Linked DNA regions of Homo sapiens: region 2 is linked to region 1. A link is an interaction called in ENCODE POLR2A ChIA-PET data of the cell type or tissue named here. Cell type or tissue: HepG2. All regions are shown on one strand. Each heading gives the region's core, and the rest is flanking DNA. Links, peaks and the distances in the headings are about the cores only.

Region 1 (8,180 bases), core at 1,978-5,977:
TGGAGGTGATGGGAAACCCCAGGGCCTCCTAAGGCAGTGGGCAGGGGAGGCAGGAGAGCTGGAGAAATTCTTCCTGTATCTGAATGGAGGCCTGAACCCCCGTCGTCACACCCAGCTTCCAGCTGTCAGGGCGTCCAGGCCCAGCTCCTGGGTTCAGGGCTGAGGAATGGGTGCAGGGGAGTTCAGCGCTGGAGGGCCTCCTGGACAGGTCCCATTCATACCTCCTACCAGGCTTTCCCTACAGGGTGGGGGATACAGACGATGGGGCCCCTGAAAGACAGGGAGATGGCAAGGATGGGGGGTGTGGGAGGACCCAGGCTCTTGGGTGAGCAGCCGTGACCCTCTCCAGTCACCTTGGCGCTTTCTCTGCAAAGCCACCTTCCTCAGAACAACTGGAACCCACCGTCACGTTCCTGTTTACACTCCTGAACACCTCTGAGCCCACTGAGCCAAAAGACCCTGAATCGTAAGGCTGCATGAGAGAGAGAGAGAGAGAGAGAGTGCCCATGCAGGCACATGCAGGCACGCACAAAACTGGGGGAGGTGGATGGTGTTTCTCCCCACCCCACACCCAGAAACATTCAAACCTGGGCTAGGACTCAGTCCTGGCCCGTGCAGAGAGGAGGCCCAGAGAGGCCTGCTGAAGCCGGGGCCTTTGGCTGGGCACCCCCACACCACCCACCCACTTCCCTCATCCCCTAGACCCTCTGGCCTGACCTTCACTACCCACTTGCTCCAGGGACTCGGAGATCCAGGAGTACCAGTTCTTAGATCAGGAGGACTGGGGCCCCCAGCGGACCTCAAAGGAGATCAGGCAGTTGCAGAATGACTGCATGAGGTGATCTGGGCGGGCAGATGGGAGCGGGTAGGGTGACAGGGCTTCCCCCGACCAAGGCCAGGCCTGGCTTTCAGGTCAGGGCCCACGTGGCTGGTGAACGGGCATTCAGGAACCCCCACCTTTAATTGTCCAAGAACTTGAGGAGCGTTCAGTCTGGGGGAGGGGCTTGTTCTCTGGATGTCGGGCTCTGGAGCTGGGGTCCACACAATCCCATGGCCGCTCGCCCCTCTCAGGTAATGCTGGGGTCAGAGCCCCATCTGTCAGCAAAGGTCCTGAGGTGGGGGCAGGGCATGACGGAGGCTTCCAGGCCATAGACCTGAGTGATCAGCTCTCCCATTCATACACAGCTGACCTGGAGCGCCTAGGCAGGGCTGGTTCCAGCATTGGCCCTGTCACTGGCCTGGAGCCACAGAGAATCCTGTTGCAACCCTGCCTACAGCCCAAAGGAGCGGCTAGCCCTATACCACCCACCCCTTCCAAGGGGAGCCTCAGAGGGTTTCTAGCCCACCCACAGAAGCAGCCTGCCCTGCTCTTGCAAAGGAAGACAAAAAGCATAATTAGTCTCTCTCTCGGTCCCCTGCTACCAATCACTCAGGGAGAACAATTCCCATCCCACCTGTGGTTTTGCCGGGACAGGAAGACTGGGCTCTTACTGAAACACTGGTCCCAGGTGGCTATAGGACCAGGTGGCTGAAGCAGGAGGTGGGAGGGGTGGGGAGTGCTGCCTGGAACAAAAGCCTGGCTGAGGTGGGAGGGGTCTGTTTTTCAACCCTAGGCTTCGGGAGTCACTGAACACCACCCAAGTGCACAACCTGGCCCTGGGGGAGAAGCTGCAGAACCTGGTAAGACCCTGAGCCAGGACCCCATTTCTTTGTCTTGCCTCCTCCCTGCCTCCCAGCCCAGCTCTCCTAGAGGGGCTTCGGGTTGTCCTGCATGGCTGGCTACCCACCTCGAGCCCTGCAACCCTTTGTCCAGCCCACCTTATTGTATAAGAGCCTGAAGGAGGGAGCCCAGGCCATCCAGGAGGAGGCCCAGGCCATCCAGGATGAAGTGAAGGCCCTGCAGGAGGAAAGCCAGGCCCTGCCGGAGGTGGCTCTGCTCAGGTGTGCGGGCAGCCATGGCAGCGGGGAGGGAAGAGGCGGCTGCCCCATGCTGCTCACTCGAGCTGTCTCTGCCTGCAGTGACCCAAACCCCCGGAAGGCAGGTCTCCTCTTCAAGCTGCCTGACCTGCCCCACGACCACAGAGACCAGGGTCAGGCCTGGCCAGGCCCCAGGCCAGAGGTCGGACACCTCCTCGGGAGGCCGCTCCTTCAGCCAGCTCCTCCCTAGATCCCAGAAATAAACTTGGAAGCTAAGCTTCAGCTTCACCAAGTGTCTGTGGGCCCTGGGCTCAGGTGGGGAGCAGGAGGTCACCACGTCCACACTGAGCTCAGCCCCTCAGCCACCCTCTGACATCACCCCCACTCCCTCAGCTCACCCATTCTGCATCTACCCCTCCCCGACATGGCCCTGCCCTCCCCCGACCCCTCACAGAAGGTTCCAGGCCTGGTTGTTGTCAGCCTGGAGATGAGAGCTCAAGGGCGATGTTCCCAAGATAAGCACTGGGGTGAGGCCAGAAAGGGGCCGCAGTCCCTCCCCGGAGGATCTGGGTACCTGCTCTAACTCCAAAGTGCAGAAGGATACTGGGGTGTAGGCGGGGGAGGGATAGGGGAAGAGCCACTAACCATCTGGTGACCTTGGAAAAGTCCCTTCCCCTTTGTAAGTCATGGGGTTGGGGGGCAGAGAGAGGTGGTGGCAACTCCCCAAGGGCCCGCATCCTATACCCCTCAGGCCTGGAGATACATATCGATTTTGAGTTTCACCTCCAACCCAGGAGCCCTCTGGCCCAGGGCCTCCTGGGAGCCCCCAACCCCCCTCCACCAATGGGGTTGCAAAAAAGAATACAAAAAACTGACACGTATATAGTCAAGGGGGAGAAAGCAAGGAATCCTGATAGAAGATTGCTAAATTACATACAAAATTGGTTAATATTCTAAAGGGCATTTATTTTTAAAATCCCATAACCCGGGCTGGTCACAGTGGCTCACACCTGTAATCCCAGCACTTTGGGAGCCCGAGGTGGGCAGATCACCTGAGGTCAGGAGTTTGAGACCAGTGTGGCCAACATGGGAAAACCTGGTCTCTACTAAAAATACAAAAAGTAGCCAGGTGTGGTGGCACGTGCCTGTAATCCCAGCTACTTGGGAGGCTGAGGCACGAGAATCACTTGAATCTGGGAGGCTGAGGTTTCAGCGCACCAAGGTGGCACCACTGTACTCCAGCCTGGACGACAGAGCAAGACACTATCTCAAAAAAAAATTTTTTTTTTAATTTAAAATAAAATAAAAAGTCCCATAACTCTAAGGCTTGTATTATTCACTGGGCAGAAATCATTTTGCATCTTAATCAGTTTTCTGTAAAGTAACCTCTAACTTTACAGCATCTAGGTCTAATGGATGGTAAAAGATCCACCATGCAGAATTCCTTCGTTAATCCTCGTGTGACACGGAACGGGCTGGGGATGATCATTTTGCCTTATGTTCACTGTAGGGAGACAACAGCCAAGAGGATGGAAATTCAGGTTTGTGGCTTCTCCCCAGGCCTGGTTTGACTTACACCAGACTCCTAGGGATCAGGCCTGGGCAAAGTAACTGATGAAGTGCTTGATTAGTGACTATTTGATTCTGCCCCAGCTTCAGGCTGAATTGAGCTGAGCTAACATCTCTTTTCTTCATATTTTTACATTTTATTTTTATAAATAGAGACAGGGTCTTGCTATATTACTCAGGCTGGTCTCAAACTCCTGGGCTCAAAGAATCCTCCCGCCTCAGCCTGCCAACATGCTGGGATTACAGGCATTAGCTACCGCTCCCAGACTAACATCTCTGACTTAGCAGCCCACCCCTTCTGAGACTCTACCCTCCTCACCCGATGGCTGTAGGGATCCCAGACCTCCCCAACCACCTACTTCCTGACCTGTCCTTGACCAGGGGCCCTGCTGTACAAACAGCTGTCTTGCAATTTTCCCAAAGGGAATCATAGGGTACTGAGGTTGATGGTAGTTGGATCAACAGCTAAATCAATTACCCATTTAAGGACTTCTGTCAATAAGATGCAGTCATCAGCATGGTCCCATTTGATGTTTCCTTTAAAAGGACACAGAGAGAGACTAATTATGCTTTTTTTTTTTTTTTTTTTGCGACAGAGTCTTGTTCTGTCGCCCACGCTACAGTGCAGTGGCGCAATCTCAGCTCACTGCAACCTCTGCCTCCTGGCTTCATGCCATTCTCCTGCCTCAGCCTCCCGAGTAGCTGGGACTACAGGCACCCGCCACCATGCCTGGCTAGTTTTTTATATTTTTAGTAGAGACGGGGTTTCACCGTGTTAGCCAGGGTGGTCTCGATCTCCTGACCTTGTGATACACCTGCCTCGGCCTCCCAAAGTGCTGGGATTACAGGTGTGAGCCACTGCACCCGGCTAATTATGCTTTTATTTAATTATGTCTCAGCCTGGGACAGCGCTCGAATAAGGTTACATGAATACTGCTTGGCTGCAGGAAATGGAGTCTATTACGGAGCCCCCTCCCCAACCAGCTCCAAACCACAGAAGTGCTTATAGATTCGAATGCATCCTGGCCATGGTTCTGCAGCTCAGGGATCCTTCACTGGCTGTCCTGAGGTCAGTCCCTGCAGCCACTCCTGTTGACACTGCATCCAAGCAGTCCCAGCCCAGCCCAGAGGTTCCTGTCAAGGAAGGTCCCACAGCAAAGCTGCGTGGGCCCCAGGGTGTTACCTGGTCCTTTCATTCACACACATTTCTCCCAGTCAAAGGAGGCTACCATGTGAGTCACAAGCTGTGCCCACACCTCCTGGGCCTCTGTCATCAAGGCACTGGGCTTGGGTTAGCAAATCAGCCTCCTCTGTCTGGCTGGCACCATTTCTCTAGTGAGGGGCAGAATGGGATGCCTCTCTCCTGCCTAGTGATGGCAGGTGGGATAGCTTCGTGAATGTGCAGGCGCTGCATTCTACTCTCAGCTCCACCCCTTGCTGTCTGGTGTGACCTTGACTGAGTGCCTGGACACACATCTTCATCTGTAACATGGGGTTCCACTGTGTCCACCTCGGAGGATGAATGATTTTGTGTGGACTTGGTGCATTCCATGTGTTGGCGACTGTTATCTGATCTCCAGTGGATCTACCCTGGCCCCCAAACTGGCTTTGCAGGCCCAGTGGGAGCAGCTCTGAGTACCAGTGTTCCCAGCAGGCTCCCTTCCCCACTAAAGGGCCTGGTATTCCTGCCCAAGAGGGTGGCCAGACCCTGCAGCCTGGCAGGGCCTTCCTCCATCCTGCAACGTCATCCTTTGGGAACACCCAGCACTGAAAGTCTGTTAGATCCCATCCCCATCTTGTGAGGGCACCTGCGCCTGTTACGCAGGTGTCCTATGCATGGCTGCCTTGGCAGTCTGGTGGGGCTTACCCAGAGGGGATCTGCTTCCCAGGGGTCTCGTGCCCACCTTTTACATCTCTTATTGCTCTGAACACCCCTTGGACAGAAGACAGCTGGAGCAGGAGTGTTGAGTTGCTGTGCTGGCGTAGGTCAGCTTTGCCTCCAATCTACAAATACTTGTTGAGTGCCTCATAGGTGCCGGGCACTGCTCTGGACTCTGGGGCTTCGGCAGTGAATAAAACAAAGATGTCTGCCCTGGTAGAACTTACGCTCTGGGAGGGGCAGCAAGAAATAATGAACAAGTAACATGAGGATAGATGCAATGGAGAAAAATGAAGCCACAGAGGAAGAGGAAGCCTGAGGGAGGGGGAGGAATGCAATTTTATTTTATTTATGTATTTTTAAACATGGATTCTCACTATGTTGCCCAGGCTGGTCTTGAACTTCTGGACTCAAGCGATCTTCCTGCCTCAGCCTCCCAAAGTGTTGGGATTATAGGTATGAGCCACTGCACCCAGCCAGGAATGCAATTTCAGATAGAGTAGTCAGGGAAGAGCTCATTGAGAAGTGACATTTGAGCAAAGACACAAAGGACCTGAGGGAAGGAGCCCTGTGGACAGCTGGGGAGCAGGGTTCTAGGGAGCGGGAGCTGCCAACACAAAGGCACTGAGTCAGGAGTGTGCCTGGTAGGCTCAGGGGACAGTAGCAGGCCAGAGCTACAGGAGCCGTGAGTGAGGAGGACAGGGAGGGGACCGGGTCTGAGACATGAAGGGCTCTATGGCCACTGTCATGACTGTTACTCTGAGTGTAAAGGGAGACTTGGAGGGCTGTGAGCACGGTCGTGACATGGCGGACCTGGGTTTCACAAAGATGAGTCTGACTGCTATGTAGAGAAAAAAACTAGAGGGGACAAGAATACAATCAGAGAGGCCAGTTAAGAGGCCACTGCAGGCTGGGCACGGTGGCTCTCGCCTGTAATCCCAGCACTTTGGGAGGCCAAGGCGGGCGGATCACCTGAGGTTGGGAGTTTGAGACCAGCCTGACCAACATGGAGAAACCCTATCTTTACTAAAAACACAAAATTAGCTGGGCATGGTGGCGCATGCCTGTGATCCCGGCTACTCAGGAGGCTGAGGCAGGAGAATCACTTGAACCTGGGAGGCAGAGGTTGCGGTGAGCCGAGATCGCGCCATTGCACTCCAGCCTGGGCAACAAAAGCGAAACTCTGTCTCAAAAAAAAAAAAAAAAAAAAAAATTAGGCAGCTGGAAATACAAGAGTTCGGGGATGGGTTAGATTGGAGACATATACTTGCGGGTTTCTGGTCTATATTTAGTCATTTGTATTGGTTCTCCATTTTGCTGTGGTTTTTTTTGTTTTTTTTTTTTTTTTTTCTTGAGACGGAGTCTCACTCTGTCACCCAGGCTGGAGTGCAGTGGCGCTATCTCGGCTCACTGCAAGCTCTGCCTCCCAGGTTCACGCCATTCTCCTGCCTCAGCCTCCAGAGTAGCTGGGACTACAGGTGCCCGCCACCACGCCCGGCTAATTTTTTTGTATTTTGAGTAGAGACGGGCTTTCACCATGTTAGCCAGGATGGTCTTGATCTCCTCACCTCATGATCCGCACGTCTCCGCCTCCCAAAGTGCTGGGATTATAGGCGTGAGCCACCGCGCCTGGCCTATTTTGCTCGGTTATAATCACTCCAAAACCTAGTAGCCCAAAACCATAAACATGTATTATCTCACACAGTGTCCACAGGTTAAGAATCTGAAAGTGGCTTGGTTGGGTGGTACTGGCTGAGGGACTCTCGTGAGGCTGCAGTCAAGATTCCAGCAGGGGCCGCTGTATTCTGACGGCTTGGCTGGTGCTGGAGGACCCATTTCCAAGTTGGTTTATTCACAGGGCTGGCAAGTTAGTGCTGAATGTTGGCAGGAGGCTTTAGCGCCTCACCATGAGGCCTGTCCACAGGGCTGCTTGAGTGTCTTCACAACATGGTGTCCGGGAGGCCACGTGACTCTGCAGGCACATCCAGGGGCAAGGGTGCAGGCGCAGAAGAAGCAGAAAGTGAGTCAGAAGTAACCAGAATGGTGTTTTCCCAGTGGATGTGACCAAAGCAGAGAGGATTGGGGGTTAAGAGGGCTTCCAGGGCCTCAAACTGGGCAAGGTGAGTACACGTGGGAGGTGAAGGAGGGTGGGACGGAGGCAAGTGTGTGGGGCAGGTGGAGAGTGGGGAGGGAGCCAGCAGCAGTGCATTGCTGGTCCTGGAGGATTGAAGACCCCTTGGACCCAGAGCCATTGGGAGAATAAGGCAGGAAAATGAAAGGTGTTCATGTGCTCTAACTACCGTAAGTTATTTCTAGGAACTCCCACAATCCAGAATGTTCTGGGAGGGGCCATACCACCCACACAGCAAAGATGAAGGAAAGAAAATTGACTAAGTTAACGTCTGGTGCCTACAGCCATGTAGACACCAGTGGATTCCAACAGCCTGAGTGGATCTCTTGGGTGTCACACACACAGCTGTTTACACACTCTCCAACACAAACCACAGTCCCAGGTGTTATCACTCAGATGTCACACACTTTTGTCCAGGCGTCCTGTTTGTGACTTCACATGATTGAGGGGTTAAATCCTTCCAGGAGTGGGTGGGGTAGGACCATGGGGTTGCTGCCTCAGTCCCTCAACTTATCAGCTGACCTTGGCATCCCACTCCCCACCTGGTGGTGACTGTCCTGTGTCCTCATAAGGAAGGTGTATGCTCCCTGCACCGATGGGCTTCTGATAAGATCCAAGGTCATATTCTGGGCGTCGATAATCACGTTGCCAAGAACTGTGGCTTCCTGGTGCACCTCCCTGAAG
Region 2 (6,848 bases), core at 469-4,468, 1.3 Mb after region 1:
CCCCCAAAACCCGCAACGCGGGCCCCTCAGTCTGCGGGCCAAGCCCGGGGTTTCCCTCCATTAAGAAGTCAGTTGGGCGTTTCTGCTGGCGTGGAGAGCGCTACCAGGTGCCCCCGGATTTTGATCGGGAGTCGCTTTTGCCTTTCCGTGGACAAGCCTTCCTCCGCCAGCAGATGCCCCGGGCAGGAAGAGAAGCGGTGGGTGAGTGGAAAGGGCCTTGGTATGGAAACGCAGAGACCGAATTCCTTCTCATCTGCCAGCTCCGTGGCCGTGGGCACATTATCTGTTTTCTTAGTCCGGCTCATCGTTTCTTTCAAAAACCATTTTGGACCCTTCTGGGAAGGCAAAGAAGAGAAGCAGAGTGGACTGTGAGCGGACATAAACCACCCTGATGGGTATGATTTCCATTTTTGGCACGGGAGTCCGGAGATTTTGTGACCCTCTCCAAGGACACACAGCAATCCCTTGAGAGCCCCAAGACCAGAGTCCAGTTGCCATGACATTGCTGCCCTATAACCACACTCTGGGTGAGCTTTTACTTCTGTGACATGGAATGTGCATCTCCCTCTTCTATAGCAACCCTCATGAGATTTCAGCTCAGAAAATGCAAAATGTCTGACACTGAAAATCCATCTTCGAATGTCGTTATATCAGACCAGACACAGTAGTATTCAGAATCGCGTAGTAGGATGGGGGTGTGAGAAGAGGTGTGAACTAGTCTATATGGATTGCAGTCAATTTTTTAATTTTTTTTTTTTTGAGACAGAGTCTCGCTCTGTCACCAGGCTGGAGTGCAGTGGCGCTATCTCGGCTCACCACAACCTCCGCCTCCCAGGTTCAAGCTATTCTCCCGCCTCAGCCTCCTGGGTAGCTGGGACTACAGGCACGTGCCACCATGCCCGGCTAATTTTTGTATTTTTAGTAGAGACGGGGTTTCAGCATGTTGGCCAGGATGGTCTTGATCTCTTGACCTCATCATCCGTCTGCCTCGGCCTCCCAAAGTGGGATTACAGGCGTGAGCCACCGCGCCTGGCCTTGCAGTCTATTTTTAAGGGAATTATTTTGTTATGTGCAAGTGTATCTGATATTTTAAAGGTTTTACAACAAAGGTATTACCAAGCCTGTTTAACTATTTCTGCTGAATGGTCATTCTCTACCATTTGCTACAGATCCCTTCCGTGCCCCTCTGCTCTGCTCTGTATTGCAGTGGGCTGAGTCTTGCGGGGGGCAGTTTCTCAGGCTCCCAGAGCATCTGGCTTCAGGCCTCGGTTTAGCCAATGGGAGGCAGTGGCAGGAGAAGAGAAGGCAGGAGGAAAGAAAGAGCCATGGTATTTCTTCTCTTTCTCTCTCTTGCTCAGGCTCAGGTGACATCTCCAGCAGCAGATGAGGCCTCTCTGTGGCTCCAGCTCATGGATAGGTAGCTGTGGTCCCAACATCTGTAGGATGATCCATGCCCCTGGGCTCTACTCAGTCCACCTCCTCTTTTTGTCCCTGCAGGTTAGGAGTTGTAGGCAGCTTCTTGCTTTTGCCAGTCTCTGTACTGCCTCTCTCTGTCCCCTGCTGGGCTTTCCAGACCTCCCTGTTAACCCCTGTTAATCGTGTCACCAAAACCCTGCATTACATTCTCTCTGTTTTCAATACTTAAAGTGGTTCCCTCCTGGCGGGGCGCAGTGGCTCCCAACTGTAATCCCAGCAGTTTGGGAGGCCAAGGCAGGTGGATCACTTGAGGTCAGGAGTTCGAGACCAGCCTGGCCAACATGGTGAAACCCTGTCTCTACCATAAGAAAAAAGAAAAAAGAAATTAGCCCGGCATGGTGGTGTGTGCCTGTAATCCCAGCTACTTACGAGGTTGAGTCAGGAAGATTGCTTGAGCCCAGGAGGCGGAGGTTGCAGTGAGCCAAGATCATGCCGCTGCACTTGACTCCAGCCTGGGCGACAGAGCTAGATTGTCTCAAAAAAAAAGTGGTTCCTATTTTCCTGGTTGAACCTTGAGTGATACACCCAGTATTGTACCACCCAATTAGTAGACATTATTTCTTTTAGGTCATATTATTCTCAGCTTATAGAGCAAGAAGTTGAAGCTTAAAGGGTTAGATTACTTGCCCAAGGTAATACAGCAAGAATCTTATTTCATCCAACCTAGAGTGAATATTTCCCCCACATTTTAATATCCCTCAAATGGTGATGCTTTCTATAATCAACATCAACGTGAAGTTTAGGACTGAAGTTTAGGACTATCAAGAAAGTGAAAGATGGCTTTTCTGGCATTCAGACTGTGCTGTTACCAGCAGAAAGTAAGCTATGTTTAGAATGAGACATAGATGAAGCCACTTCATGACCACAAAGTGACTTCGCCTTTTTTTTTTTTTTTTTTTTTGAAATGGAGTCTCACTCTGTCACCCAACCTGGAGCGCAGTGGTGCAATCTCGGCTCACTGCAACCTCCGCCTCCCGGGCTCAAGCAATTCTCTGCCTCAGCCTCCCAAGCAGCTGGGATTACAGGCGCCTGCCACCACACTTGGCTAATTTTTGTATTTTTAGTAGAGTCAGGGTTTCACCATCTTGTCCAGGCTGGTCTTGAACTCTGACCTTGTGATCCTCCTGCCTCGGCCTCTCAAAGTGCTGGGATTACAGGCGCGAGCTACTGCTTCCGGCCTTTTTTTTTTTTTTTAAAACGGAGTTTTGTTCTTGTTGCCCAGGCTGGAATGCAATGGCGCAATCTCAGCTCACTACAACCTCCGCCTCCCAGGTTCAAGATTCTCCTGCCTCAGCCTGCCGAGTAGCTGGGATTACAGGCATGCGCCATCACACCTGGCTAATTTTGTATTTTTAGTAGAGACGGGGTTTCTCCATGTTGGTCAGGCTGGTCTCGAACTCCGACCTCAGGTGATCCGCTTGTCTCGGCCTCCCAAAGTGCTGGGATTATAGGTGTGAGCCGCTGCTCCTGGCCGACTTTGCCTTTTTTTAAAAAAAGAATTTTTTTTTTTTTAGAGATGGGGTTTCACCATGTTGTCCAGGCTGGACTCAAGCAATCCACCTGCCTCAGCCTCCCAAAGTGCTGGAAAGTAGGTGTGCGCTACTGTGCCCGGCCTGACTTCACCTTTTTTGGAGCAATTGCTATTTCTCTTTAGCAAAAATTACTGTAGTCCAGGCTGGGCGTGGTGGCTTACACCTGTAATCTCAGCACTTTGGGAGGCCAAGGCGGGCTGATCACTTGAACCCGGGAGGCAGAGGTTGTAGTGAGTCGAGATTGCGCCACCGCAATCCAGCCTGGGTGACAGAGCGAGACTCCATCTCCAAAAAAAAAAAAAAAAAAGATACCCAGTTTCTGAACTGCCCCTGTTTCTTGACAGCATTCAATCCTGAACCAGTTCCATTTCCCTAATTCTTCCATAGAACTATGGGAACGAGGCCAAATTTAAGGAGTTTCCTGAGGGTGCCTTGAGGGTTTCCCTGGGATGTATTCTCCTTCACTGCAGCAAATTAAACCTAATTTTGGTTACAAGTGTGTTCCTGGTGGTCCTTGGTCACAGGGCTTTGACAACCCCAACCAATTTATTTTGCCTACATTTTCATGTATATGAAGAGTGATATATCATGAAAACCTATGTTAAAATATCAACAAATCTAGGGCCAGGTGCAGTGGCTCACACCTATAATCCCAGCACTTTGGGAGGTCAAGGCGGGAGGCCAGGAGTTCGCAACCAGCCTGGCTAACATGTCCAAACCCAGTTGCTACAAAAAATACAAAAATTAGCTGGATGGCTGGGCGTGGTGGCGCACGCCTGTAATCCCAGCACTTTGGGAAGTCAAGGCGGTTGGATCACCTGAGATTCGGAGTTCGAGACCAGCGTGGCCAACATGGTGAAACCCTGTCTCTACTAAAAATGCAAATAATTAGTCGGGTGTGATGGCGGGCACCTGTAATCCCAGCTACTCAGGAGGCAGAGGCAGGAGAATCGCCTGAACCCAGGAGGCGCAGGTTGCAGTGAGCTGAGATTGTGCCATTGTACTGCAGCCTGGGCAACAAGAGGGAAACTCCATCTCAAAAAAAAAAAAAAAAAAAAAATTGCCAGGCACAGTGGCTCATGTCTCTAATCCCAGCACTTTGAGAGGCCGAGGCAGGGGAATCACCTGAGGTCAGCAGTTCGAGACCGTCCTGGCTAACATGGTGAAACCCCATCTCTATTAAAAGTACAAAAAATCAGTCGGGTCTGGTGGTGGGCCCCTGTAATCCCAGCTACTCAGGAGGCTGAGGCAGGAGAATCACTTGAACCCAGGAGGTGGAGCTTGCAGTGAGCTGAGATTGGGCCATTGCACTCCAGGCTGAGCAACAAGAGCAAAACTCTGTCTCAAAAAAAAAAAAGGCCGGGCGTGGTGGCTCATGCTTGTAATCCCAGCACTTTGGGAGGCCGAGGTGGGTGGATCATGAGATCAGGAGATCGAGACCATCCTGGCTAACATGGTGAAACCCCATCTCTACTAAAAATACAAAAAATTAGCTGGGCGTGGTGTCAGGCGCCTGTAGTCCCAGCTACTTGGGAGGCTGAGGCAGGAGAATGGCATGAACCTGGGAGGTGGAGCTTGCAGTGAGCCGATCTCACGCCACTGCACTCCAGCCTGGGCGACAGAGTGAGACTCCGTCTCAAAAAAAAAAAAAAAAAAATTAGCTTGGTGTGGTGGAGTGCCCCTGTAATCCCAGCTACCTTGATGTCTGAGGCATGAGAATCGCTTGAATCTGGGAGTTGGAGGTTGCAGTGATCTGTGATTGTGCTACTGCACTCCTGCCTCGGCACTCCTGCCTCGGTGACAGGGCAAGACTCTGTCTCAAAAAAAAAAAAGAAAAAAAATCTGCAAGTCTAAAAGAGCTCTTTTTTTTGTTGTTGTTGGGACAGAGTCTCACTCTGTCTCCCAGGCTGGAGTACAGTGGCACGATCTCGGCTCACTGCAACCTCCATCTCCCAGGTTTCAGTGACTCTCCCATCTCAGCCTCCTGAGTACCTGTGATTACAGGCGTCCGCCATCACACCCGGCTAATTTTTTGTATTTTTAGTAGAGATGGGGTTTCACCATGTTGGCCAAGCTAATCTCGAACTCCTGATCTCAAGTGATCCGACTGCCTTGGTCTCCCAAAGTGCTGGGATTACAGGCATGAGCCACTGCACCGGCCTAAAAGAGCTCTTTTAATTTTTTTTTTTTTTTTTTTGAGACAGAGTCTTGCTCTGTTGCCCAGGCTGGAGTGCAGTGGCGCTATCTTGGCTCACTGCAACTTCCACCTCCCGGGTTCAAGCGATTCTCCTGTCTCAGCCTCCTGAGTAGCTGGGATTACAGGCATGTGCCACCATGCTCAGCTAATTTTTGTATTTTTAGTACAGACGAGGTTTCATCATGTTGGCCAGGCTGGTCTTGAACTCCTGACTTCAAGTGATCTACCCACCTCGGCCTCCCACAGTGATGGGATTACAGGCATGAGCCACCGAGTCTGGCCAAAAGAGCTCTTTTAATAAACGTAAAATAAAATTCCAAGTGATAAGAGATCATTGTCATAGTTTGGCAGTATTTTTTTCTTTGGGGATACATAAAATAATGGTTCATCTTGCAAACCATGATGTCCTAGATTTAATGAAATGTGGCTAGTTGCTAAGGCAGGACCCAACCCTAGCTCTATCCCCTGTCCTTGCTCTTAAACACTGCAATGCTTAGATGAAGAAACCAAATCAAACAACATGAAAGTCACAGAAGCGAATTGGTCGGCCTGCAAAGCCAGGCCTTCTGCCTTGCATACCTGCTCTGCTGAGCAAACCTTCTCTGCGCTGAGCTCTGAGGGAAGACTCCAGACCATCTTCAGTGGAGTTATTAGGAATTCCAGGAATTCTCCTCCACCAGCTACACAGCTACATAGAAAGTGCCATATACAGGAATCAAATTTTTGTTTGTTTGTTTGTTGTAGAGGCAGAGTCTGGCTCTGTCACCCAGCCTGGAGTACAGTGGCGAAATCATAGCTCACCACAGCCTCGAACTCCTGGGCTCAAGCGATCCTCCCGCCTCAGCCTCCCAAAGTGCTGGGATTACAAGTGTGAGTCACTGTGCCTGGCCAAGAATTGGAATTTATTTATTTAATTTATTGTTATTATTACATATATATTTTTGAGGTGGAGTCTTGCTCTGTCGCCCAGGCTAGAGTGCAGTGGCACGATCTCTGCTCACCGCAGCCTCTGCCTCCTGGGTTCAAGCAGTTCTCCTGCCCCAACCTCCTGAGTAGCTAGGATTACAGGTGCGCGCTACCATGCCCAGCTAATTGTTTGTATTTTTTTTTTTTTTTTTTGAGACAGAGTCTTGCTCTGTAGCCCAGGCTGGAGTGCAGTGACGTGATCTTGGCTCACAGCAAGCTCCACCTCCCGGGTTCACACCATTCTCCTGCCTCAGCCTCCCGAGTAGCTGGGACTACAGGCGCCCGCCACCACGCCTAGCTAATTTTTTTGTATTTTTAGTAGAGATGGGGTTTCACCGTGTTAGCCAGGATGGTCTTGATCTCCTGACCTTGTGATCCACCCACCTCAGCCTCCCAAAGTGCTGGGATTACAGGCGTGAGCCACTGCGCCTGGCTAATTGTTTGTATTTTTCGTAGAGATGAGGTTTCACCATATTGGCCAGGCTGGTCTGGAACTCCTGACCTGGTGATCCACCTGCCTCGGCCTCCCAAAGTACTGGGATTACAAGTGTGAGCCAATGCGCCTGGCCCCATTTTGTATTTTTATAGAGTCAGGGTTTCCCTATGTTGCCCAGGCTGGTCTCAAACTCCTGGGCTTAAACGATCCTCCCACCTCAGCCTCACAAAGTGCTGGAATT

The links. ChIA-PET counts read pairs that join two places held together with the same protein. Peaks named below come from ENCODE experiments on the same cell type or tissue, not always from the same donor. Only the 100,000 strongest peaks of a DNase experiment are listed, where the experiment ranks them.
Region 2: POLR2A ChIA-PET joins it to region 1 with 6 read pairs; 1 of 35 experiments calls an interaction of 5 or more read pairs at or near these places.

What each region holds. Positions count from the first base shown.
Region 1 is chr11:65,060,313-65,068,492 of GRCh38, reverse strand. It overlaps a transcript of NAALADL1 not described here and a transcript of CDCA5 not described here. Among named protein-coding and RNA genes, the nearest start is that of NAALADL1, 5.8 kb to the right of the region's middle. RefSeq lists a silencer at 1,442-1,736. In HepG2, for the core only: no CTCF peak of the experiment used is centred there; no DNase peak of the experiment used is centred there; H3K4me3 peaks cover 653 bases.
Region 2 is chr11:63,806,399-63,813,246 of GRCh38, reverse strand. No RefSeq gene overlaps it. Among named protein-coding and RNA genes, the nearest start is that of SPINDOC, 3.6 kb to the left of the region's middle. RefSeq lists silencers at 1-155, 1,416-1,710. In HepG2, for the core only: no CTCF peak of the experiment used is centred there; a DNase peak (open chromatin) is centred at 2,656; H3K4me3 peaks cover 827 bases.